Linked DNA regions of Mus musculus: all the other regions are linked to region 1. A link is a loop called in an ENCODE intact Hi-C map of the cell type or tissue named here. Cell type or tissue: left cerebral cortex. All regions are shown on one strand.

What was found. A loop is a pair of places that touch in the nucleus more often than their neighbours do. Peaks named below come from ENCODE experiments on the same cell type or tissue, not always from the same donor. Only the 100,000 strongest peaks of a DNase experiment are listed, where the experiment ranks them.
Region 2: it touches region 1 in a loop (4-fold over the local background); 12 of 42 quality-filtered maps call a loop at or near these places.
Region 3: it touches region 1 in a loop (4-fold over the local background); 4 of 42 quality-filtered maps call a loop at or near these places.

Annotation. Positions count from the first base shown.
Region 1 is chr11:34,310,523-34,318,522 of GRCm38, reverse strand. Dock2 (dedicator of cyto-kinesis 2) reads left to right here. Exons shown (of 52, transcript NM_033374.3): 28 at 5,966-6,064. Insyn2b (inhibitory synaptic factor family member 2B) reads right to left here and starts at 3,701. Exons shown (of 4, transcript NM_001025382.2): 1 at 3,578-3,701. In left cerebral cortex, a CTCF peak has its summit at 3,772 (motif pointing left); DNase peaks (open chromatin) are centred at 2,002, 2,243, 3,379, 3,782 and 1 more place; H3K4me3 peaks cover 694 bases.
Region 2 is chr11:34,811,124-34,819,123 of GRCm38, reverse strand. Spdl1 (spindle apparatus coiled-coil protein 1) reads left to right here. Exons shown (of 12, transcript NM_027411.2): 10 at 1; 11 at 5,450-5,798. Among named protein-coding and RNA genes, the nearest start is that of Spdl1, 19 kb to the left of the region's middle. In left cerebral cortex, a CTCF peak has its summit at 4,151 (motif pointing right); a DNase peak (open chromatin) is centred at 4,141.
Region 3 is chr11:34,792,650-34,800,649 of GRCm38, reverse strand. No RefSeq gene overlaps it. Among named protein-coding and RNA genes, the nearest start is that of Dock2, 13 kb to the right of the region's middle. In left cerebral cortex, a CTCF peak has its summit at 4,356 (motif pointing right); a DNase peak (open chromatin) is centred at 4,351.

The sequences.
Region 1 (8,000 bases):
GGGCGCACGGTCCTAGCCCTCCTGGAGTTACCATGAATAGGCGAGCAGTGTTAGGATTCACACAGAGGTACAGCATCCAGTTGGCACCTCTCTGCTTGCTCATGATGCTCTTCTGTTTTTGACATGGAACAGATCACATACACCTTCTAGATGTGTGTTCATTTTCCTAAGAAGGAATGGAATTGGCTTCATCTACCACACAGCAGGACCTCTGGGAAGCTAAGGATTTTCAGGACACACAAAGACAGGCACCTCCCAAAGCCAGGCAGCTGAGGGATTCCGCTCTCCATAAAGGCAGTAGTAGCGTGTGCTTTTGAACAATTTGAACACCAAAGTCACTTTTCCTACCTTCCAGCAACTGTCTTCAAGTAAAAGAAATCCCCCAGCGTGTTTTGCTCACAGAGGTACAAACTCACTGAGCGGCTGAACTTGACACTCAATAACCAAAAGGCCACTGAGAGTTGAAGGCCGTAGCGTCACTGCGGCCAAGCTGCAGTGGGAAGCAGTTAAATTGGTTCACTGACAGTCACTGGTAGACAGTTACCATTTCCTCTGTGCTGGGAATTTTACCTGGTTAATCTGCTTAGTTTTGTGGAATACAGCCAATAGCATGAAGATGATGATGATAATTAATAATAACTGGTACTTAATGAAGGCTCTATACGTTCAAGCTTTTTTATATAAATTAATTCAATCTTTTATTCTCCATATAAAATAAAGAGGTTTTGGGTTTTTTTTTTTTTAATCTTCTTTGACACATTAGGCAAGCAAGCTACACAAGATCCTCCTGCTCAAGGTCACAGGCACATGGCTAAGATTGGAAATCTGGTTACCTGGCTTCAAGACACTTCTCACTTCCCCTGCTTGTGGCTATGTATCAAGTAAGCATTAGATATGAGCTTCTTGGAACACAGACTGAGCCACCCTGCTGCCCCCCCCCCCCTGGTGCCCAGCACTGTAGCCAGACTTGGCATTGCTATAAGAGAACACACTGGATACCTCAGCAGCCCTAAAGACTTTTCCACATTACAACTCCCAGAGGCCTGACGAAGCTCTGAGATGAATGGATTTCAGAGCCTTTGCTTTTCCTGACACCACAACCTCCCACCTCCAATCAGTCCTGGATCCACCATACAGACAGCACTAGTTTAATCCAAGAATAAAATTGGTTACATAAGCACACAGCAGACATGGGGGTGAGCAGAGGAACAGCCTGGGAGCAGCATTTGGCCACTCTCAGTCTCCAAAGTGTAGCCTGTTCACAGAACTTTTCATCTCCCCGTGAGCATCCCTCCGCACGCAAAGTTTCCTTCATCTTCTCTCCTTGGTGCTTTCTATATTGTATTTTATTTTGGTCGTGCGCATTATCTGAAGTTACCATAGCAACGCGTCACCAGCTGCTATCTCATAGTAATGTTGGCATTTAGGTAGCAAGCTCCTGGAGCTGACTTCCTTCCTTCTGTGTTCTCACCTCTCCCACCAATCCCAGGTGAGCGGGGTGCCTCCCAGCAGCCAAGCCCCCCTCCTTGATTTTGTTCTCCAAAGCAGAGCAAATGATTGCTTTGCCTTCTTTGCCACAGTTTACTCTAGCACCACAAGAGTCTCAACTCTGTGTGTGTGTGTGTGTGTGTGTGTGTGTGTGTGTGCTCTAGAGTGTGTATGTGAGTGTGTGTACCTACATATGTGTGTTTGAATTAAAGGTTGCTAAGTAGGAATGGTTAAACTGAATGTTGTATGCAGAACTATTAGTATTTCCAATAATAATATGATATGGAAGAGACTTTTAATACAAAGGAGCCAGGGTAATGATTTGGGGAGAGTTCCTACCAAAACTGAAGTCGTCTGCTATGTTGCTCACACACTATCGGTTTCCTCTTGTTTCCTTACCAGCACATAGTAAAGAGAGCCTGACTGGTTGTCCTTTTCCTCAAAGCTTCAGTTCTCTCCCAGATGTGCGAGACCTCTGAGTGTAGTGATGAGCCGGATTAATTAAAGGACTTGATTGTCTCAGATAGCCGAAGAAGGTCCTATGCGGCAAATATACCCCTCCACTCCAGCATTAAGTAGCCCCTCATCAGCCAAGTGCCTGCAATGATTGCACTTATTTTTACACGTTTGACCTAGTTTCAAACTGTGTCTCTTCATGCTGTGATTCATTAGCCACATTTTAAACCACCCGATTAGAGCGAGGTGACTCTGCCTGCTTTGCGCCAGAGACTCAGATTCAATTTCTCTCTGGAATTTAATATGCAAGTCCCTCTGGTACTCTGTTTTAAGAAGCAATTTCCTATCCGGGCACCTGGCATGCTGCTTTGGTATGGATGAGTGGCTGCCTCATGCCGTGGTAGTAAATATATGTCGATTATAGAATTTCTGCCAGGAATAAAAAGAAGAGGGTTCTAATTGGCTCAGATTGCAGGGAATCCCCCAACTCCCCGAGAACCCCATGCAACATTAAGGCTTTTCTAGGTCATTGGAGGGGATGGGAGTTTGAACTTTTAATGATATAAAGTTGGAGCAGCAGTCGACCTTAGGGCTATGTTGGCTGCCAGGGCAAATAGTCTGATTGTCACCCCAACCATCCTTCCCCAATTTCTCTAAGCATTTTAGATACGGCAGGTATGAAAGTCTGGTCTCAAACTTGTGAAAATGGGAGAGGGCCAAGACACACTTGCCATTTTGAAGACAATCTTGAAAGGGGCTAGCCGTCAGAGAAGCACTAAGTGATTCCATTACTCCTTCATTGCATGAGAAATCGTGAATGGCTATTCAATTCAAATGACAGAGCCTTTAATGAACCTACTGCCTGTGGCTCGTTCTACTTCAGGGAGTCTGTTAGTCACATCTGTGTGATCACCTAAGGATCGATACCAAAGTGAGCTAGGCTGTGGTAGAAAAATCAGGATGCTTCCGGTTCAAGATAAAGCAGTCAATTTTTGATTAACAGGCAAATGCAAGTGACTTGTCTAAACTTCCATGACAGTGCATGCAAATCCTAGTGAAAGGCACCCAACCGGGCTTTTCTACATGCTGATCTGGACAAAGAAATTAACAAGCTGGTAAAGTGACTTTGATTGATCTGTGAACTCTAACACACTGACTGATTCCTAATAAAACAATAATGGTTTATTTCATAAAATGGTCAAACTCTCCAATGAAGAATGGAAAACCCCTCTCTCTTTTTTCATTATTTAAAGATAGAAAGAAAAAAAAGGCAGAGAAGTTTCCTTAAACAAACCCTAAGAGAATGCAGCCCGTTCGAGGTAATTCCAGCAACTTGAGCTCCTCTGAGGTTCGCTCTTTGCATTTCCTCCTCTTCCAATTCAAATCAAGCCACTGGGAATAACAAGCCTTGCGGATCGAGGCGTTTGGGGCAGCCTGCAGTTCTGACAATGGTGGATTTTCACCACACACACCCACACAAGCTCACAGTCTCAGCACTCATTTAAACCAAAGATTTAAAGTAGACTGCTGTCCAAGAGACAACAGCATTTTTTTCCTACAAGATCATCGATTTAAAAAAAAAAAGAAAAAAGAAAAAAAACAAAAAAAAATCAAACCTTCCCATATCTCTTACCTCCAAGCAGTGGAATTACCTGCAGAAGATGCCGCCCCTTCCTTGTACAACGAGCCAGCCTTTGACCAGAAGCAAGATAACTCCAAACGAAGGAAAAAATAAGCCCTTTATATTGTAATTTTCACTGTTTATATGCAAGAAGTGTAGTGGGTCTGCTCACGTAGGAATAAATAAAAAGCCGAACAAACTGCACAGCAGCTACCATGTGAAAAGAAAAGCCCTCTAGTGGCCACAGGATGAATTCTTTAAGGAAGGGAGAGAAGAGAGGAGACGGAGGGAGCAGGAACTGAGGAAGCCCAGGTAAACACACACACACACACACACACACACACACACACACACACACACACACACACACCACACACACCTACCTCTAGCTCTTCAAACTCTAGAATCTCCCTTCCCTACATTTAGGCTACCCAGAGGTATGAAATCCATCTCTTAATTTCAGTGCGACCTTGTTAAGTTAGCCAGGATGCAGCTGCTTCAGCCTGGTTTGAAAGAGTTGAGTAATTTCACAAACTCACTACTACCCACCCTGGAGGTCTCGCCAGGAAATAACAAGCAGGTGGGATCCCCAAGGCTTTGGATTCCTACACTCAAAGTGGCTAGAGCCCCCTGAAAGTCTAAGCTTGGTGCTTTGGGCCAGATATCCATGTTTTCTAAACATGGGGTGGGTTTAGCGGTCACCAGCTTCTGTGCAGGTGACCTGCTTAGTCATCGAGTTCCTTCTTTTAAAAGGCCACTCAGCTGTTCCAAAATGATCCATAATACTTTTAAGTGAGGACCCTACATCTTTGCCTCATTCCGTTCTATAGCTGGCCCTGCTGACTGAGAAGGCATGACACCCCTAACGTCCTAATTGAAAAACACCAGGAAGCAAACGAGAGCCTGTACCTATGTTAGCTACTTTGGCAAATGAGTGCATGGAACACATTAAGCAACCTAAGAGACCTACCAAAGAATGCAGAGGGTACTTCCTAGGGGCCATAAGCACTGTCCATCACTCGAGCAGACCTACAGGCTGGCTGATATACAGGTTACATGCATGCATATTCAATATTTTTAACAACAGGAGACTTTTTTAAACAAAGGCCACAGACTGTCAGATACACACACACACACACACACACACACACACACACACACACACACAGAGAGAGACAGAGACAGAGACAGAGACAGAGAGACAAGAACAGAGACAGATAGACAGACACAGAGACACACACTCAGGTATCACACACCTTTATTTTTCAAATAAAATTTCAAATAAAATTTCAAATGAAATTTCCAAGCCTATCTTCAGCAGTGGGAGTCCCTGGACACTCCTTGTATCCCACCAGTAACCAGGCAACCTTCAAAAAAAATCTGGCCTGGCCTGGTTCACAGTGAGACCTCCTCTGGCCAAGATGGTCATCCCTCTAGGATCTTACAGGAAACAGTTGAGAATATTATCTCAGCCCTGCTTGATTAGTGACCAGTGTTTCTTTACCAGCTTCCAGAATATATCCCCTCAAGTGCTGTTTCTATATGCCAGCATGCCCCAGCACAGACACTTAACACCCTGGGAGGGAGAACACAGGAGAGACTGAGTGATGCCTTTGGTCCATATGAGGCTATAACTCATGCTTCTCCACTTTCAGGGTTTCTTCAGGACCCACCTCCTCCTCACATCTCTACCTTGATTTCCCTCTTGTCTGACTCCTTTCCTCATGGACATTAATCACGCTTTCCCGACTAAATAATAAACTCACGAAGAGCAAAGGTTGTCTCTCCGCATCTCCTTTATCTTCTTTATCCGTAAATAATGCCAATCCTGGTAGGTGTTAGGTTCGCTCATGGCTGATTGATTCATGGTGATCCAGTAATGATCTCTCTGCAGAGACTTGCCATGCACTTAACAGTGCTGTTGGAGCTGTTGGTCTTTCCAGGAATTCCTCTGGGAGTGGATAAGGGCACAGATAAGACTATGGGGATTCATGCAGACAAAATTATTTACCAGGAAAATGAAACTGACTGCCCCTGAGAATCTTGGCTAACATAGGCTGAGTCTCCCAACATCCATAGAGTGCTGTTTCCGAGGTACAAACAGCACAGAGGTGGGGTGAAGAGGGGGACAAGGGGGTTCTGCTCTTAGTTTTGTATCTGGAGCTCCTAGCACAGCTACAGGCACGTAATGGGTGTTTAATGAATGTTTTAAAATGAATTAGCGGTAAGGACATTTCCTCTTAGGGAGTTGTTTTACATGCCAGCAAGAGGAGATGCTTTGCTGCTGGGTGGTCCTTTATGAGTGCGGGGGGTGGGGGGGCTGTATATTTTCAAGTTTGATGTCAAGGAGACAGAAAGGACAAATTTCAGTGCCTTTGTATTTTTCATTATGTTTTGTAGAGTCACTTTGTGGCGTGTATGACAGCTATCTTAGACCAGATGGGCGACCAACACTATTCATTTTACATTGAGACCTTCCAGACCAGCTCAGACCTTGTGGTAAGTCTGCAGGACATGGCAGGGGGTTGGGAGGAGGCAAGAAAGGCGTGGCATACCAAGCTCCTCTTCTCAAGAGTTTGGGGCAAGAAGGCCCCCTACAGATCTCAAGCGTGTGTGTTGCAGATATGATATACGAATCTGATTCCATTTCTAGAACGTATCTCCAGCCCATTACAGCTGTGTGCTATGGCTCCCACATCTAGATTCCCATTAGCAAACAGACATTTGTCGATGAATCATGAGTTCTCTGGAGCTCAAGAGTCTGAGTGTCCGAGTCATAATATTTTAGATTGGAATCCTAGCTAAGTCACTGTGTGACCACAGGCAAGCTAACTTCTCTCAAGCCTCAGGTGTTTTGTTTTTCCAATCTGGGAGCTAGGGATGACACTATCTGTGTCACGGGCTTTGAATCCGAAGTGTAACAGTAAAAGCACTCAGGAAATGCAGCTGTCACTATGCTGTAGCCAGTGTACAGAGAGAGCTGGTTCCTGAGCTCAACTCACCACTCAGGACTCGTCTGCTAAGCCCACCACCATCGCCAGGGAGAAGCCACAAGCTTGGCTTTGTGCCAAGAGTCTAGTACATAGCATGTGCTTGATACCTTGTGCTAACCTGTGGGTTGACATTACCCCGTTCTGATGTGGAAGCTTGGACTTTATACCACAAAGGTGATTTTTTTTTTCCTAGAAGAAAAAATTTGCTAGAAATAAGCCAATACCATTTCCAGACTTTCACAATTTAGTTTAAAAGCAGTGTTTTTGAAATAATATTCTGCATAGCCCCCTCACTACCCTACCATATACACACATCACATATCACACCACACATACACAAACACACCATATATATATATATACACATACATACCATGCCATTCACGCATGCACACACATACACACACACACCACAACACACCAAACATACACCATTCCACACACACTCACACACACAATTGCACACATGCTCACAGCACACACACACTCAGCACACTCACACAAGCACATATGTATGTGCACACACAAGTACACACCACACATACATCACACATATACACTATACCACGCACACTCACACACACCTTGCACACACTCACACACAATTGCACATACACTCACACACAACCGTACACACTCACAGCACACTCACACACAAACAGGCACACTCATATACATATACAAACACACACCCCAAACGAAGTTAATCTGTCTTTATCTGTTTCATACATTGGGTTTTAGGTGAGATTTTCTCTGAGCAGAGGCTGCAGTGAACATGACAAGCGCGGCTTAGGGAAAGAACTGCGGATGGGTGGGTTCACTCTGCATTCGAAGCTTTAGCTAAATCACCTAGGGGATTCGACTTCACTACCTGCAGCTCAAGATGCTCTTGGTACCAGTGGTTCTTGACTTGGCTGTCTGGATCTGTACTGAACTTATTTTCCCTAGAGATAAGGATGAAGGCTAGCCTACTGCAAGATTTGCTGGAGAATGTTTCAATTCACTTTGAGCCTCTTTAAAAAGAGGAAGACCCTTGTTACCGCCTGTCTTTATGACTTGACACACACATGTGACACTTGGATTAGCTGTGCCTATACATTGCTAATTATATGTTCATTTAAATAATAGTGTATTTGTTCAATGACCCGAGACTGTACCATATAATGTGGATTATTTACCTCTCAAATACGTATCTGGGAAGATGATTACGAAATCATCAGCAAATACATTTACTTCTTTATTCTTAATGACAGAACCAATAGTGCTATAGTTGCAGAGAACATTTTCAGTCATTGTTCATATTCCGCTTGTACCTGTGAGGCAGAATCTTAGTAGCGGACTTATAAATTTCCATTTCTAACTGGTTGTGATGACTTTGAATTCCTTGGCAAAAACCTAGGCCCCTTCCCAAACCTAACCCTCTAAAAGAAAATGAATATTCA
Region 2 (8,000 bases), 500 kb before region 1:
GGTGTGTTCTATAGGCTCTTACCTTTCAGATTGGGAGGAACCCTGAGAAACTATAAACCAACTTGTCATTATGTCTCTAGTACAGTGGAGCTGTCAAATGTGTAGGAAAACTAAGAGGTTGGTCACTGCATAAGCATGAATATAATCATGTTTTCTCTTAGGATAGCTGAGTTCAACATACTGAATAGCAAGAACTTGAGCTTTTCTCCTTTAAGATTGTAGCATCTCAGCTGGGCATGATGGTGCACGCCTTTAATCCCAGCACGCGGGAGGCAGAGGCAGGCGGATTTCTGAGTTCGAGGCAGCCTGGTCCTGAGTTCCAGGACAGCCAGGGTGATACAGAGAAACTCTGTCTCGAAAAACCAAAACCAAAAAAAAAAAAAAAAAAAAAAAAAAATTGTAGCATCTCAGGGTGTTCCAACGGGTTTTGAAGTTACTTTGAGGAAGGGTCTCACTGAGTAGTTCAGGCTGGCCTCATATTCATAATCTTCTTTATTCTGCCTCCTGAATGGAATCAAAGATGTGTGTTTCATTTCGTTGAAGCAGCTGATACCGAGAGCTAGACCAGTTACAGAAGAACTAGCAAGACTTCTGTTCTAGGACTTTCTCCTTCCTTCCTCTCTCCCTAACTCCCTCAGCCCATCTTTCTCCCCTTCTGATGAACCTCTGGAGGAGCATTCCAGGACTGATGGAGTACTGTGCATGTTAGGATCCAGGCTCTTTAGATGTTGTCTGTTGCCATTCCATTGACCAGAAACTAGTCATGTGTCCCAGGACTCACCACCAGAAATGCAGAGAAGATGTAGTTTTGACCTCAAGAGCTATCCATATTGAGAGTTCTAATTGTTTTTCTTCTGACACATAGTAATTGGACACAAGGGTGCAATGTGATGTTTCCACTTATGTATTGTATAATGTTCAAATCAAGGTAAATTAATATCCATTCCTGTAGAAACATCTCAGAATTACTCATGATTTTAAGTTGAATATCTTATACTTTATCCTTTTGAAGTTGAGAAAACTCTTTGAAAGTTTTCTTCCTAACTCTGACTTACAAAGTACGTTATTGTTAACTGTGGCTGTCATGGTGTTAGAGCTCCCAGGCATAGGAGATCACATAATAGTTACTTTTTAAGCATGTATTTATTATTGCATGTGAGTGTGTACCTGTATGTATGTGTGCTTACACAGCACAGCATGTGTGTGCTGATCAGACACCAACATTGTAAGGCTGGATCCCTCTTTCTACCTCTGCAGTTCCTAGAGCATGAAGTCGCATTCTCAGGCTCATGAGGCAAGCAACTACCAGTGAGCCATCTCCTAGCCCCTATTTTGCCTTTTTATAAAGTCAGATTGTTTGTGAGGTATTTTGGTTTGGGGTTTTTATAATTTGTAGACACTAATGTTGTATCAGGCGTGTAATTTGCTGATGTTTCCTTCTACCCTGTAGATGCTTTTCATTGCTTCCTTTGCTGTTCCAGGGATCTTAGGGTGATACAGGGCCTCATGTTTATTTTTGCTTTGATTGCTTGTGCTTTCTTCACGAGCTCAGTCATGCAGCCATCACTCTGTTTTCTTAGCGCAGTTAATTGAAGAGCTCCTCCTTTCCCTGTCCCATGTTCTGACGTTGTGAACATATGAGCTGAGTGGTGGGGGTTGGTTACTTCCCAGCTCTTTGTTCAGTCTGTACTCGTGTTCCTTCTATTGCTGCCTTCCTTGGGGTCTGAAAACATTTCATGGGACCTGGGTTTGGGTTTGGTTTTTGTTCGTTTCTGTTCAGAATTGGTTTTTTCCTAATATGTGATCTTCATATGCAGTAGAGAAGATGGGAATTCTACAGCTGTTGGATAGACTGTTTTGTGAGTTTGTATCAGCTCCATTGAAGTGTAGAGTACACTTGAAATGCACCATGTTGCTGATTTTATCTGGATGACTTCCATGGCTGTAAGTGGGGTGTTGCCCTCCACAGTTGTTGCTTGTCCAGCTGTCCCTCTAATACAGATTTGATCACGCCTGCATGGCATGCTTCTGTGTATAGTTATACTACAGACCTGGTCTGGGCCCCTTTATTGTTCCTCCATGTCCCAGCCTTATGGTTTTGATGTGAAGTTTATTTGACTTGACAAATATCTCACTTTCTCTGGTGGAGTACATCTTTATTCATTCATTTTTAGCCTCTGCATATCCTTGTAGATGACCAAGTCTCGTGTTGGCATCGTCATTTGCTCTTGTTTTTGTAATCCCTTCAGCTACTCTCTGTCTTACTAGATTATGTGATCCGTCTGCATCCAGGGCAATTACTGACCACTAAGAACCTGCTGCTGCTGCTGCATTGCGGCTGGTTTTCTAGTGTGCCTTTTCTTCCTTTCTTTTCTCCTACCATCTTCACTGCTGAGTAACGTTTCTTAGTCATTACGTTTGGTTCCCTGCCTTAGATTTTAACTTTTTACTTATAATGACCATGAAGCCCATAAAGAACCTCTTAATATGTAAAACAAGTTATGCTGAACAGAGCTGTGACCGTTTTCACTACAAAGGCAAAACCAAAACAAACTACCCTTCCCTTAGCTTCATTTCTCTTCTTGTTTTTAGTTTTGTTGTCAAATTTTAAATCATTTTATATTTCTTATCCTGTAAGAATTGATTGGAATTGTTCCTTTGTTAGTGTTTTTAAATCTTCCTGCTGAGAGCACAGGGGCTGTGGCTCTCAACTTTGAATATTCAAGGATTTTCTCTGAGTATTTCAGGGGTTAAACCTTCAGATACTTCTTCCACACTCAAAATTTATTTCTATGTATATGAGTGTTTTGTCTGCATGTCTGTCTGTACACCATGTACATGCCTGGTGCCTGCAGAGATCGGAAGATGTCAGATAACCCGGAACCGGAGTTAAGAATAGTTGTGAGCTGCCATATGGTTGCTGGGAACTGAACTCAGGTCCTCTGGAAGAGCAGCTAGTGCCCTTAACCACTGAGCATGTCCCTCCTCCCCAGCTTCGCATGGTTTCATGGTGCACATTTGCATTGTCTCTTATTTTTTGGTTTTGGTTTTGGTTTTTCGAGACAGGGATTCTCTGTGTAGCCCTGGCTGTCCTGGAACTCACTCTGTAGACCAGGCTGTCCTCGAACTCAGAAATCGCCTGCCTCTGCCTCCGGAGTGCTGGGATTAAAGGCGTGCGCCACCACCGCCCGGGGTATCTTCTCTTTCTTTTGAGCATCCTTTAGCTTTTATTAGGGAAGGGTGTCCGGCAGCTTTCCCCTTCAGTATCTGAAGTCCCCTGCAGTGCTGCCATTCTCTCACCTGCCCTGTGCTGCTCTTGAATGTTCTCTTTGACCTTTGAGAATTTGACTCTGTCCAGACTTTTGATCTTCCCATCTTTTTACATTTCTTGGGTTTATAGAGTTTTCTGTTATTCCTTTGGATAAACTTTGCACTTTTTGTCATTCTCTAGTTTTCTTCTGGACACCTTTGGATGGTATCTCCTAAAATGCTGACATTTTCTTTCTTCCTTCTCACTCATTTTCGTTTTCTTCTTTATTTTCAAGCAGCCTATCTTTAAAGCTCACTATTCTTTACTCTGGTTGATCAGTTCTGTGGTTTATGTCATCTACTTCAATTTTCACTGGTTTTTTTCCTTATATTTTTTGTTATCTGGAAGGATAATTGATGGAAATAAAGATTCTTATTCCACCTTTCATCTTGACTTTTTTCTTCCCTCCCTCCCTCCCTCCCTTCCTAACTTTGAGAGGTTCTCAAAGTTATATATGCAGTCTTGGTGAGTGTAGAACTCGTTGTATACTCCATACTTGAATTCGAGAACCTACTGCTGATGCCTGCTAAGTGCTGGAATTAAAGCTGTGCGCCATCATTCCTGACTCAGAGTTCTGTCCATTTTGATGGGGGAAATATCCTACATCTAATTACTCAGGAAATAGCCTGCCTATCCAGTCTTTGCAGCTGATCTATTGCAAACAGTGGGTTGTATGGTATAGAGGTTGAAAGTTAGAAAGTCAGTGTTAAGAAATGTATGAATTCTGTGCTTCTGACCCATCTCCTCCCCAGAAGGCTGGGTTAACTAACATGTTAGGTTTAAGGATTCTTCACCAGGTCCTTTGCCTAACTCGGCAGTCATCTCTGGGAACTCTATTAAGTCTCACCACTAGGGGGAGGTGTTCACAATAGAAAGATTTTTTTTTATAGTTTTTTTTTTTTTTTAAAGGCGTCTTTATCCTTTTTTTTCTCTTTGACTCCAATAGGCTCCCCTGATTAAGAATCACCCATTATGACATTGCCATGTTTCTGCCTTGATGATAATGGACTGAATTTCTGAACATATAACCCACCCCAATTAAATATTATCCTTATGAAAAGAAAAAATTACCCATTATGAATTTCTAAGGTCTGCCAACCTAGCAAAGACTCGAGGTGGTGGGAGTCAGGGTGATTGAGAAGCACAGAGGAAAAGAGAGGTGGGGTCTGGCTGACCTGAGAGCAGCAGCGCGAGCAGGGAGCCTTCCTGTGCAGGACCTCAGGCCGCTGATGTGCTGATGTTGAAAATGAAAGGGCACATTGATGTGTCGGTGGGAGGAAGGCATTAGGGCAAGTCACTGAGTGGCTGTGGGACCCTCATAGGGGATCAGTAGGCCATGAGGATAGGGGCTCTGCAGTAGCTGCTGGGAGGCAGGGTGTGGTTGGGACTGGGGAAACGTGCATCACACAAGTGGCCAGCATCTGAATATATTTTATAGATGAGTCCAGTAGGCATACATTACCAATATTCAGAGTTCCATCCTTCATTTCATCTCTACAAGACAGTACTGAATGAAGCAGGTTTGGTGTTCTTTAATTTAAAGATATCGAAGTGCAGAGAAGTTACTGCCTGAGATCACCTGGCTGCAGTGTGGGACCCGATCCAGAACTCCTGGACTCGGCCACTGCTGCCTTCCCTCCCAGAGGTTTCAGGAAGATGGCCTGCATTCCTGCTGTCACCTGCACATCCTGGTCAGCCTGGGCTTTCTAGATTACAGAATCGACAAGGAAAACATTGCAGATAGTCTTAGAAGACAGAGTTGATGGTGTGTGGGGCCCGAGCTGGAGTTCAGCGAGGGTAAAGCCTGGAGTCCTTTCCTGGACCACAGAAAGAGAACAGTGAAGAGTGCCTGCCAGAGAGACGGGGTGAAAACAGAGGAAGGAAGCAGAAATGAAGATGACCAGGAGAGTGAAGGAGGCTGGAAGGAGAGCCAAGAAAATGGGGACATACCACGTGTGTGGGGTGCTCAACATGCAGTATATACTTACATGAAAATTAAAAGTATATATTTTATCAAAGAGAAAAGTATATCTTCAGAGTACCAAAAAGAGAAATGAGTTTATGTATAACTCACTGAGTTTCCTTGGGTTGTGTCTTTGTTTTATTCAATAAGCATATATTTTAATGACTGTTTTTCAGAGAGAATTGAAGTACCTGTACTCAAAAGGAGGCGCGAGGTGCTGCCATTGAATATAACCACGCCAGAAGAAACAGAAGAAACAGCTGCTGCCAGTGCCACTGAGGATGGAGTTTCTAGACTCCCACCTCACAGGGAGGAGGAATCCTGTCTTAATAGCTTAAAAGATAACACTGTGCAGTGGAAACAGCCAGCCTCTTCATGTGTGCAGCCAGCCAGCCTCTCTCCTCATAAGAACCTGCATCTGGATACACAGCCGAAGAAGGAGAAGAAGTGTGTGAAGCTTGTGGATAGTCCGGCCAACATTGAGGTCTTACATGAACAAAGTGGGAATACCCCCAATTCTCCCAGGTCAGTGTCTTTCTGCCTGGCTGCCAGTAGCCTTCTCCATCATTCCTTTCTCACCGCCTGCATTGTGCCGTGTGGCTCTGTCTATGTTCCCAGCACTGTGTGCACTGGAGCCCTGCAGTCTGGGCACTGTGTGCACTGGAGCTCTGCAGTCTGGGCACTGTGTGCACTGGAGCGCTGCAGTCTGAGCACTGTGTGCACTGGAGCTCTGCAGTCTGAGCACTGTGTGCACTGGAGCCCTGCAGTCTGGGCACTGTGTGCACTGGAGCTCTGCAGTCTGAGCACTGTGTGCACTGGAGCTCTGCAGTCTGAGCACTGTGCACTGGAGCCCTGCAGTCTGAGCACTGTGCACTGGAGCTCTGCAGTCTGAGCACTGTGTGCACTGGAGCCCTGCAGTCTGAGCACTGTGTGCACTAGAGCTCTGCAGTCTGAGTACTGTGTGCACTGGAGCTCTGCAGTCTGGGCACTGTGTGCACTGGAGCTCTGCAGTCTGAGCACTGTGTGCACTGGAGCTCTGCAGTCTGAGTACTGTGTGCACTGGAGCTCTGCAGTCTGAGCACTGTGTGCACTGGAGCTCTGCAGTCTGAACACTGTGCACTGGAGCCCTGCAGTCTGGGCACTGTGTGCACTGGAGCTCTGCAGTCTGGGCACTGTGTGCACTGGAGTCCTGCAGTCTGAGCACTGTGTGCACTGGAGCCCTGCAGTCTGAGCACTGTGTGCACTGGAGCCCTGCAGTCTGAGCACTGTGTGCACTGGAGCCCTGCAGTCTGAGCACTGTGTGCACTGGAGCTCTGCAGTCTGGGCACTGTGTGCACTGGAGCTCTGCAGTCTGTTTGAGCACTGTGTGCACTGGAGGTCTACAGTCTGGGTGGCCTTCCTTTGTTTTTTTTTCAGAGGGTCAGGTAGACTCAGGTGACTGCAGGAGGAGGGGGCTGTGAACAGCAAGTGATGCTAGGCAGTTATACTTCCCAGTCCACAGAGCAAAGACAGCTCAGCCCAGCTTTCCAGAGTGTCTTGCTGGGTGGGATAAATAAATAAACTGTTGTTTTTCTCTTAGTTCAAGTAGCCATGAAAGAAAAACCAACTTTCTCAAAGGGCTTTCCAGTAGTCTAAGACATTTAGACTTAAGTTTTTTGGTAAGAACAGGTAAAAGTTTTTGTGGTTTTTCCATATTTATACTAAGCTTTCAGAAATAGGCTTTGATGCATGCTTGACATTTTTAAATATCAAAGCTAATTTAGTTTCATTTTTATTTCAAAACTTCAAAGCTTCCAGCTTTCTGTGTAATGGAGTTTGTGACTAACAAAGTATGGGAGGGTCTGTGAGGGAATCATTGTTCCAGGGCTCTCTCTGTCCCTTGGGAAAGTCAAACTCATAGAGATGAGAAGGTAGAGTGTCTGGAGCCCAGGCACCTGATACAGCAGGGTCAGGGCAGTGGTAAACGTGGACCTGATCTAGATGTCCAACACCCCAGGTATTGGTGAAGGATGTGTGGTATGTATACAGTGCAACCGTGGAGGCCACAGAGCTGGGTAATTTGGAGAAAGATGAATACAAGTAGAGCTGCTCATGCTAAACTAATTAAACCGTCTCTTAAACAGTACATTCTCTGATTTGTGACACCCAAACTTTATATGTGCATAAAATCATATATGTGCATGTAACATGAAAACAGAAGCAAAGTCTGAAGGGACAGGCACAGGAAGGATAGGGTGGAACACAGGTACCCTCACACTTGCACAGAAAATTTTAAAAAGTGAGTAAGGAAAGTGAAGGAGCCAGATCGTTTTAAGGAGATGAATGATGTCTGCATGCAGTACAGTGACAACTGTATTTAAAATAAAGCTGTATACATTTAAAAGTTGAGCATATTGATGAACATTGGCACCATGAAATGAGCTCTCTGGGAACTGCTAGTGCTACGTGAGTCTCAAAAAAGAGTGAGTGCAAAATCAGACATTTAACTGCAATAGCGAGACACAGCCCACCCATACCAAAAGGTCTCCTAATGAGCTTCATGTGATTTAAGTTTCCAGTACTTAAGTTCCAGATTTAAGTTTCCAGTGAATACGAAACAAAGTATTCACTGGAAAAAATCATCAGCTGCTAGTATTAGTTCATTGGATTTTATAAATAATGTTTAAATCTATAGGACACATGAAATTAAAACTCCGTATTCTAGCACATATTCCCAGCCTCAGACAG
Region 3 (8,000 bases), 480 kb before region 1:
GCTACATCCTCAGCCTGCTGCTGATGCTCCCAGTGCACTTCCAGCTCACTTATCCGGTGACCCAGGGACAATGCCGTGCAGCTTGGGTTTAGGAAATTCTTTTTTCCCCAAACAAAAACTTACACATTTAGACAAATTAAACCACAAATAGACACTGAAGAACAGGCCTGACAAGAGAACCTCATACTTCCAGCTTCTGGCTTCTACTCTAACACCCTTGGAGACAAAAGCTACTGGGCAGGTGATAGGAAGCAACTGAGTATTTGTTATAAGCAGCGTGGTGCCTTCCAGGGTTTCACTTTTGATTTTGTTATTGTTTTGTTTTTGGAAAGCCTAAAATTCTAATGGAAAGTGGTCTCCGAGGAAAGTCTATTTTTCCTTACAAAATAGTGATTAGCTTGGCCATTTGACAATCCAGGTGCAAATGTAGCCAGGGTGAACATTTACTGAGGGATTTGGAGCCAGTGTACTGTTTAAAAGAAGCCCAGCCAACCGAGTAAAGCTGGGAGCAGGGGAGGTGCACCCCAGGAAATAGCACACCAATCTGTCCAGTGCCAGATGGTCAGCCCTGAAAACACACATACAAGTAACATTATATGAGCTCAACAGGTTATACTAAGGAATATATATGTATATACAAATGTGTGTATATACAAATGTGGGTATGCATGCACTAACAATGAAAAATGAAGCCCTGAATGTGAAGGAGATAGGGGAAGGGTATAGAGAGGGCTAGAGGAAGAAAATGAAGGGAGAAGTGTTATAATTAAATTACCATTTCATAGATAGGTAGATAAATAGGTAGATAGATAGATAGATAGATAGATAGATAGATAGATAGATAGATAGATAGATAGAGGACTCAGTGTACAAGTGTTGATGTGAACAGAAAATAAGAGGAATTATTTCAGTTTGGATGAGTACTTCTTATTCAAACATCCATAAGTAAGCTACCAAACATGTATTCATTTATTTGAAATAAGATCAGCCATGTAGCCCAAGCTTGTTTCAAACTCAAAAACCCTCTGCCTCTGTCTCACAGATGCTGAGAAATGTGTGTCCGATACTTTGCCTCAAAATATGCCTTTCTTTATGAAAGTATAAAACAAACTAAAACTCCCTTCCGGGAAACAAACTCTCCCTCTATAATGACTGAAAAAGAGAACGCCTCTGAGCTGACCCCAGAACAGTAAACGTTAACATCTAGCATTGAAACAAAGAAACAAAGAAGGCAGGGGAATGTCTCTGTGGGTAAAGGTGCTTGTGCAAGCCCAAAGACCTGAGTTTAGATACCCAATACCCATGTAAAAAGCTTGACATGAACATACACACACCAATAACCCAAGCACTGTAGGGGGAAGAGACAGGAGGACCACTCTGACTTGCTGGCCAGCCAGCTTAGCCAAGAACACAGAGCTCCATGCTCAGCAAGAGACCCTCTTCCAGTGGAATACAATGAAGGAAGATAGAGGAGAATGCCCAGTGAACTCCAGCCTCTTTATACACACACACACACACACACACACACACACACACACACACACACACGACCTCTGTACATGTATACACACACATGTACACACACACACACACACACACACACACACACACACACACACGAGCATGCACCCCACCCTGCACATATACAATTACAGCACACACATAAAAGACAAAGTAGTTGTCTGGGTCAAATGTTATAGCCCTGATTTATTCAGTCTGGAGTGGGCCACTAGAAGAGTCTGCAACACAGGTGGCAAATAAATTATGGTTTTTTTCTAAATGACGTGTGGATGGGAGCGAGCTAATGTGTCTTAGTGTGTGCTCTAATCTTAAGTATGATTTAACCTAAATCATGCATCTTAGACTATCTAAACTCAGATCTAACCTCCATAGACAACACGAGGCCTGGGCAACTTTCACTGGGCATAGTGGATAGCTATTACTTTCTAAATATCTTATTGTTTGTATTTTTGAGATTTCATTTATTTTTATTTTATGTATATGGGCATTTTATCTGCACATATGTTTGGCCAGCAGCGGCCAGAAGAGGATGTCAGATGCCCTGGGATTGGGGTTAAAGATGATTGTGAGATGCCATGGGTGCTGGGAAATGAAGCTGGGTCCTCTGGAAGAGCAGACAGTATTCTTAACCATACATCGTCTCTACAGCCTCAAAGCCTTCATTTTGCATGATGGTAAAATGCACATCCAAAGTTAAATCTGCAAAACGGTAAGCAGCTCGTAGTCCTGCTTCCTCGTTTGATGTGATCTTACGGCGCCTCTCCCTGTTCTCATTCCTAAAAGGTGCAGGTGAAAAGGTCAGCTCAGGAACTTTGGGAAGGTCATGAAACACTCGCCCTTCTGGAAGGGAGAGGCTAATTAACATTCCTCAGACCACAGGGTGGGAACAGACCAGTGGGTGGGGACACATTCCGCAGGACTGACCATTGCCCACCTTCAGACAAGGGAAGTCCTTGTCACCTCATTCCCTAAAGACCAATCAGTTTAAAGGGTGCACTGTTCCGCCAATCTTATTGTGCCTAGATGCTGATCTATTCTGCCTCTGGAAACCATATAAAAACTCACAGAATAGGCGCCGGTGATCGCTACCTCTCCTTCAGGTCTGGGATGACCCCAATGCACTGGAACAATAAATTCCTCTTGCTTTTTGCATCAACCCCAGGTCCATGTGGTTCACCCTGTAAGCTAAGGCTCCCCAGAGTCTTACATAGGTACATAGTCACAGTCTTTCTTAGGTAGAGATATAGTCCCAGCAACAGCTGAGAAGAATGCTAGAGAGGGCCACAGATACTAAAGTCCATCTATCCCACACAATCAGCCAGTTACCTGACAAGGACTTGTAGAGAGCAGACTCTGCCTTCCTGAACCTCTCAAGAGTGACAGAGGGCTCACTACAGCAGGTGAATCAGGAAGAAACCGATCAGATGAATGTTGGCACTTAAAATCAGGTGAGTCAACCTCTAGCTGCTTCATGTAGAAATAAAACAATAAAACAAGAGACACCAACCACTGAATCAAGGAAGGAGTCACTGGGGAAGTGCTTTTTATCATTATTACTATTATTATTATATAAACTTTTATAGTTCAGACTTTATCCCCATCCCGGTCCACCCTCTGACTGTTCCACATCCCATATCTCCTCTCCCCCCAACCCTCATCTCCAAGAGGATGCTCCCATCTCCACCCCCACCACACCTTCCACTCCCTGGGGCCTCAAGTCTCTCAAGAGTTAGGTGCATCTTCTCTGACTGAGTCCAGACCCAGCAGTCCTCTGCTGTATATGTGTTGGGGGCCTCATATCAGCTGGTGTGTGCTGCCTGGTTGGTGGCTCAGTGTCTGAGAGGTCCTGAGGTCCAGGTTACTTGAGACTGCTGGTCTTCGTATAGGTCCACCCTCCTCCTCAGCTTCTTCCAGCTTTTCTGTAATTCAACCACAGGGGTCACCAGCTTCTGTCCATTGGTTGGGTATAAACATCTACATTTGATTTTTTCAGCTGCTCACTGGGCAGTCATGATAGGCCCCTGTTTGTAAGCACACCATAGCATCAGTAATAGCGTCAGGCCTTGGGGCCTTGGAGAAGTGATTTAAAGAAGAATTTTTAAACACTTTAAGATGAATGAAAGAGAAAATAGTAAAACTATGAGCTATAGCAAATCGAAAATGCTCCAGGGGAAACCAACAACCACGAATACCTGCATTTCAAAAGAAAGGTCTTGTGTGGAGAGAAGGCTTGGTGGTTTAGAGCAGGTTAGGACCAGGGTGCAATTCCCCGCACCCATATAGTAGCTCAAAACCATCTGTAATTCCATCTCTGAGGGGACCTGACACCTGCTTCTGGCCTTTGCAGGTACCCTGCAGGCATGCATGTGGTGCACAGACAAAATACCCTTATATATAAAATAAGTTTTTAAAAGAAGATTTCAAGCCAATACCATGGCTTTACAGATTGAGAGAGAGAGAGAGAGAGAGAGAGAGAGAAAGGAAAAGAAAAAGAGAGAGACAGAGACAGAGAGACATACAGAGATAGAGAGAGCTAGCTAACTCAAAGCTCTTCATAGTCACTAGTTCCATTCAGGAGATTCCATCTGAAGGTCCCACTCCCTAATGCTATTGGTTGGGGGTTAAGACTTCAGCAAATGAAGGAGGCACTCAGTCCATAGTTCTGCCCAAGTGATCTGCATGGCCAGAGATTTATCTGCATCCCAATAGCTTTGGGAACAGAGGACCAAGACAAGAGGGGACGCTGAACCTCAGAACGTCTCAAGGTCCCCACCACTGTCAAGGAAAATTATTTATTAAAGACTGTACTTTGATACACTGACAGAGGGGGGCGCCCTTTAACAGAGAACCTTGGAAACCATGCCCTAGATTTTCACGAATAGGCAAAGATCACTAAAACCATTGTTATGTGAAGGAAAGAGAAATAAGTCCAGTTGCAGCTGGCCAACTCTTTCACTCCCTGACCCTGTGCAAAGCCAGGCAGAGGAGTGAGGGGGTAACTACATGGCAACACTCCAAGCTGAGAGCAAGTAATCTACTGGACATGCTGAACATCCTTAATCAGATAGTTTAACCCCCAAGTAAATAATCCAAAATGTAAAACTTTGGATGTTGATACAGGAACAAGTTGGAAGTCCACAACTGACAACAAGCAGCAGAATCCAAGCATACTAAACACATATACTAAACTGTACATACTAAACATATATACTGTACATACTAAACATATACTGTACATATTAAACATATATACTGCACATACTAAACATATATTGCACACACTAAACATATATACTGCACATACTAAACATATATACTGTATACACTAAACATATATACTGCACATACTAAACATATATACTGCACATACTAAACATACACTGTACATACTAGACATATATACTGTACATACTGAACATATAAGCTGTATAGTGTTACCCTGAAATTGTGTGTATATGGAATATGAATGTATTTTCTGTTTGGATTTGGGACCCATCTAAATGCTGAGCCTGTCAACTCAGCACTTCAGAATATGGAGAACAGGAAGATTGTCACAATTTCTGGGTCAGTCTGAGACACTTTTACATTAAAGGCAAACGAAAATCTCATCATGTCTACGTTAATGGTATCAACATTAAAAAAAAATCAGTAACATTTCTCATTCCGAGTGAGCATTTTTAGTAGGAGATAATCTGTAGTATTTCTTTAAGCTTAACCTTCAGGATTTAAAGTCTGAAGGTCAAACAGGTTATAAAGGCAAAAGAGATAACCCACAGCAATTTTCTCCAAAGGGTACAGAGGAAGGTATCACTGGCATGCAAAAATGAAATAGATTTTGATCTTGTCTTATCTGACTTTATTTGGGTTGTCTGGCTATAGCTTGACACCTTTAACTGTTCTTATCACATCAACTATTGAGCTATGAAGTATATTTTCCAATGATAAAAAGAGTGCTTCTTAATTTATTACTTCACTCTGAGTTACCCATGGTCCAAAACTATGAAATAGAAACTGCAATCTGTAGACTGTCAGTTGTGTGCTGTTGTTTTTGAGTAGCATGCTGAGATTATGGGTTAGCTTATTTTAGCTTATCGTCCCAAGTGGGCTGTGTGTTGTCCTACTGTACAGCGTATCTACACTGGGTACACAGTCTACCAGCAAGTCACTCAGTAGCAATCTTGGGTATCAGATTAGTGTTGTAACACTACAGTACTCGTGTTCAGGTAACCCTTGGTTTACTTCCTAATGGTCCCAGAATACTAATGAAATGTAATGGAGGCACCAAGGGAGAAGGTGTGGGAAGCCACATTGACTCTGGGCCTCTTTTTTTATCACGACAGGAAACAGGAAAGAGCACACAGAGAGCGCAACGTCAGGTTTTCATCTGGGGGTCTTATGTCAGGTAAAGGAGTGGGGAGCTATTGTAATTGCTTTTTTAAAAGAAATTATATTGCTCCTGCAGATTGTATAGTTCTGAATTTTCTATTTAATATTTTTTTGGACCATGGATAACTCAAAAGGCAAAGTAATAAATAAGCATTATTGTTTGTTTGTTTTTCAAGACAGGGTTTCTCTGTGGAGCCCTGGCTGTCCTGGAACTCACTCTGTAGACCAGGCTGGTCTCAAACTCAGAAATCTGCCTGTCTCTGCCCCCCAAGTGCTGGGACTAAAGGCATGTGCCACCACTGCCCGACATTACTTTTATCATTGGAAAATACACCTTATAGCTCAAGAGTAGACAAGATAAGAACAGTTAAAGTCCGCATCCAGGGACTGCTGACTCTGGATGGGTCTAAGGTGGTGGGGTGCAATAATTAAATAAAGACACATTTCAGAGATGGTGTCAGTAGAACTGTCCACAGTCTTCCAGTGACATTTGGCACTGTTCTCTACACAAAGCCCACCTGGAATATGCCAATCATAGAAAAAGTAGGATTTATTGCTGGTCAGTACACACTACAGAGAGGCCTGGGTATCTCAGTAGAAATTTGTTAAAGGATTTAGTCTTCATGTGATTTCGGGTAGTACTTTAGAAAGAAAAGCATGGCAGGGCGAGAGAGATGACTCCGAAGTTAAGTACACTTGCCGTTCTTCCAGAGAACTTGAGTTTTGTTCCCAGCTCCAACACATAGGCTCACAACTGCCTATAACCCCACCTCCAGAGAATCCAGTGACCTCCTTGGGTTTCTCTGAGTACCCCACACAGATACATGGCATTCACTCACACAGATATTCATATAAATAAAAATGAGGAGTCTGGAGACCTGGCTCAGCAGTTAAGAGCACTTGTTGCTCTTGCAGAGGACTCGAGTTCAGTTCCCAGCACCCCTGAGGTGGCTCACAACCATCCTCAACTCCAGTTCCTGGATGTCAAGGAGACCTGATGTCTTCCTCTGAATTCCTTGGGCACTAGGCACACTTGTAGTGCATATACACACATGCAGCCAAACACACACACTCACACACACACGATTTTATTTTCCTCTTTCAATCTTTTTAGACAGGTTCTCACAGTCCCTGGTCTGGTCTGTAACTTACTATGTGAGCCAGACTGGCCTCAGAATCACAGAGGTCCACCTGCCTCTGCCTCCTGAGTGCTGGGTGTAAAGGTTTGAACCATTACACCTGTTGAACTTGATTGGTTTTTCAGTTAGCATTTATCACATTGTCCAGGCAGAGTGATGATCTGGTAATTCTAGCTCTGCACAGTGCTTAGTGTTATCTGGTCACACCTTATACTTATCCAAGGTCTAGTTTTTGTCTTGATCTATTAGGCTTGGGGTGGCCTAATCTCAGGTTCTGAGTAAGTGTTCCTGTTCACTAGAGCAGTGAGCCCAGCAGTGAGGCCCACCAGCATCTGCCATTTTTACTTTCCAGTGCCAGGGTGAGACTTGAAATCCCTTGTGGCCTTCAAGACCATATAGCAGTGGTTCTCAACCTTCCTAATGCTGTGACCCTTAAATTCATCATGTCTTAGTTAGGGTTTCTATGGCTGTGATGAAACACCGTGACCAAAAATTAAGTTGGTGAAGAAAGGGTTTATTTGGCTTACACTTCCAGATCACAGTACATCCCTGGAGGAAGTCAGGTCAGGAAATCGAGCAGGTTTGGAACCTGGAGGCAGGAGCTGATACAGAGGCCATGGAAAGGTGCTGCTTACTGGCTTGTTTCTGGACTTGCTCAGCCTGCCTTCTTATAGAACCCAGAACTACCAGCCCAGGGATGATACCACCCATGAGGGCTGGGCCCTCCCCACTGATCACTAATTGAGAAAATGCCTTACAGCTGGATCTCATGGAGGCATTTTCTCAAGGGAGGCTCCTTTCTTTCTCTGTGATGACTCGAGCTTGTGTCAAGGTGATGCACAGAACCAGCCAGTACAACTCCCAACTGTAAAATTATTTCATTGCTACTTTATAACTGTAATTTTGCTATTGTTATGAATTTTAATGTAAATATCTGATATGCAGGACTATCTA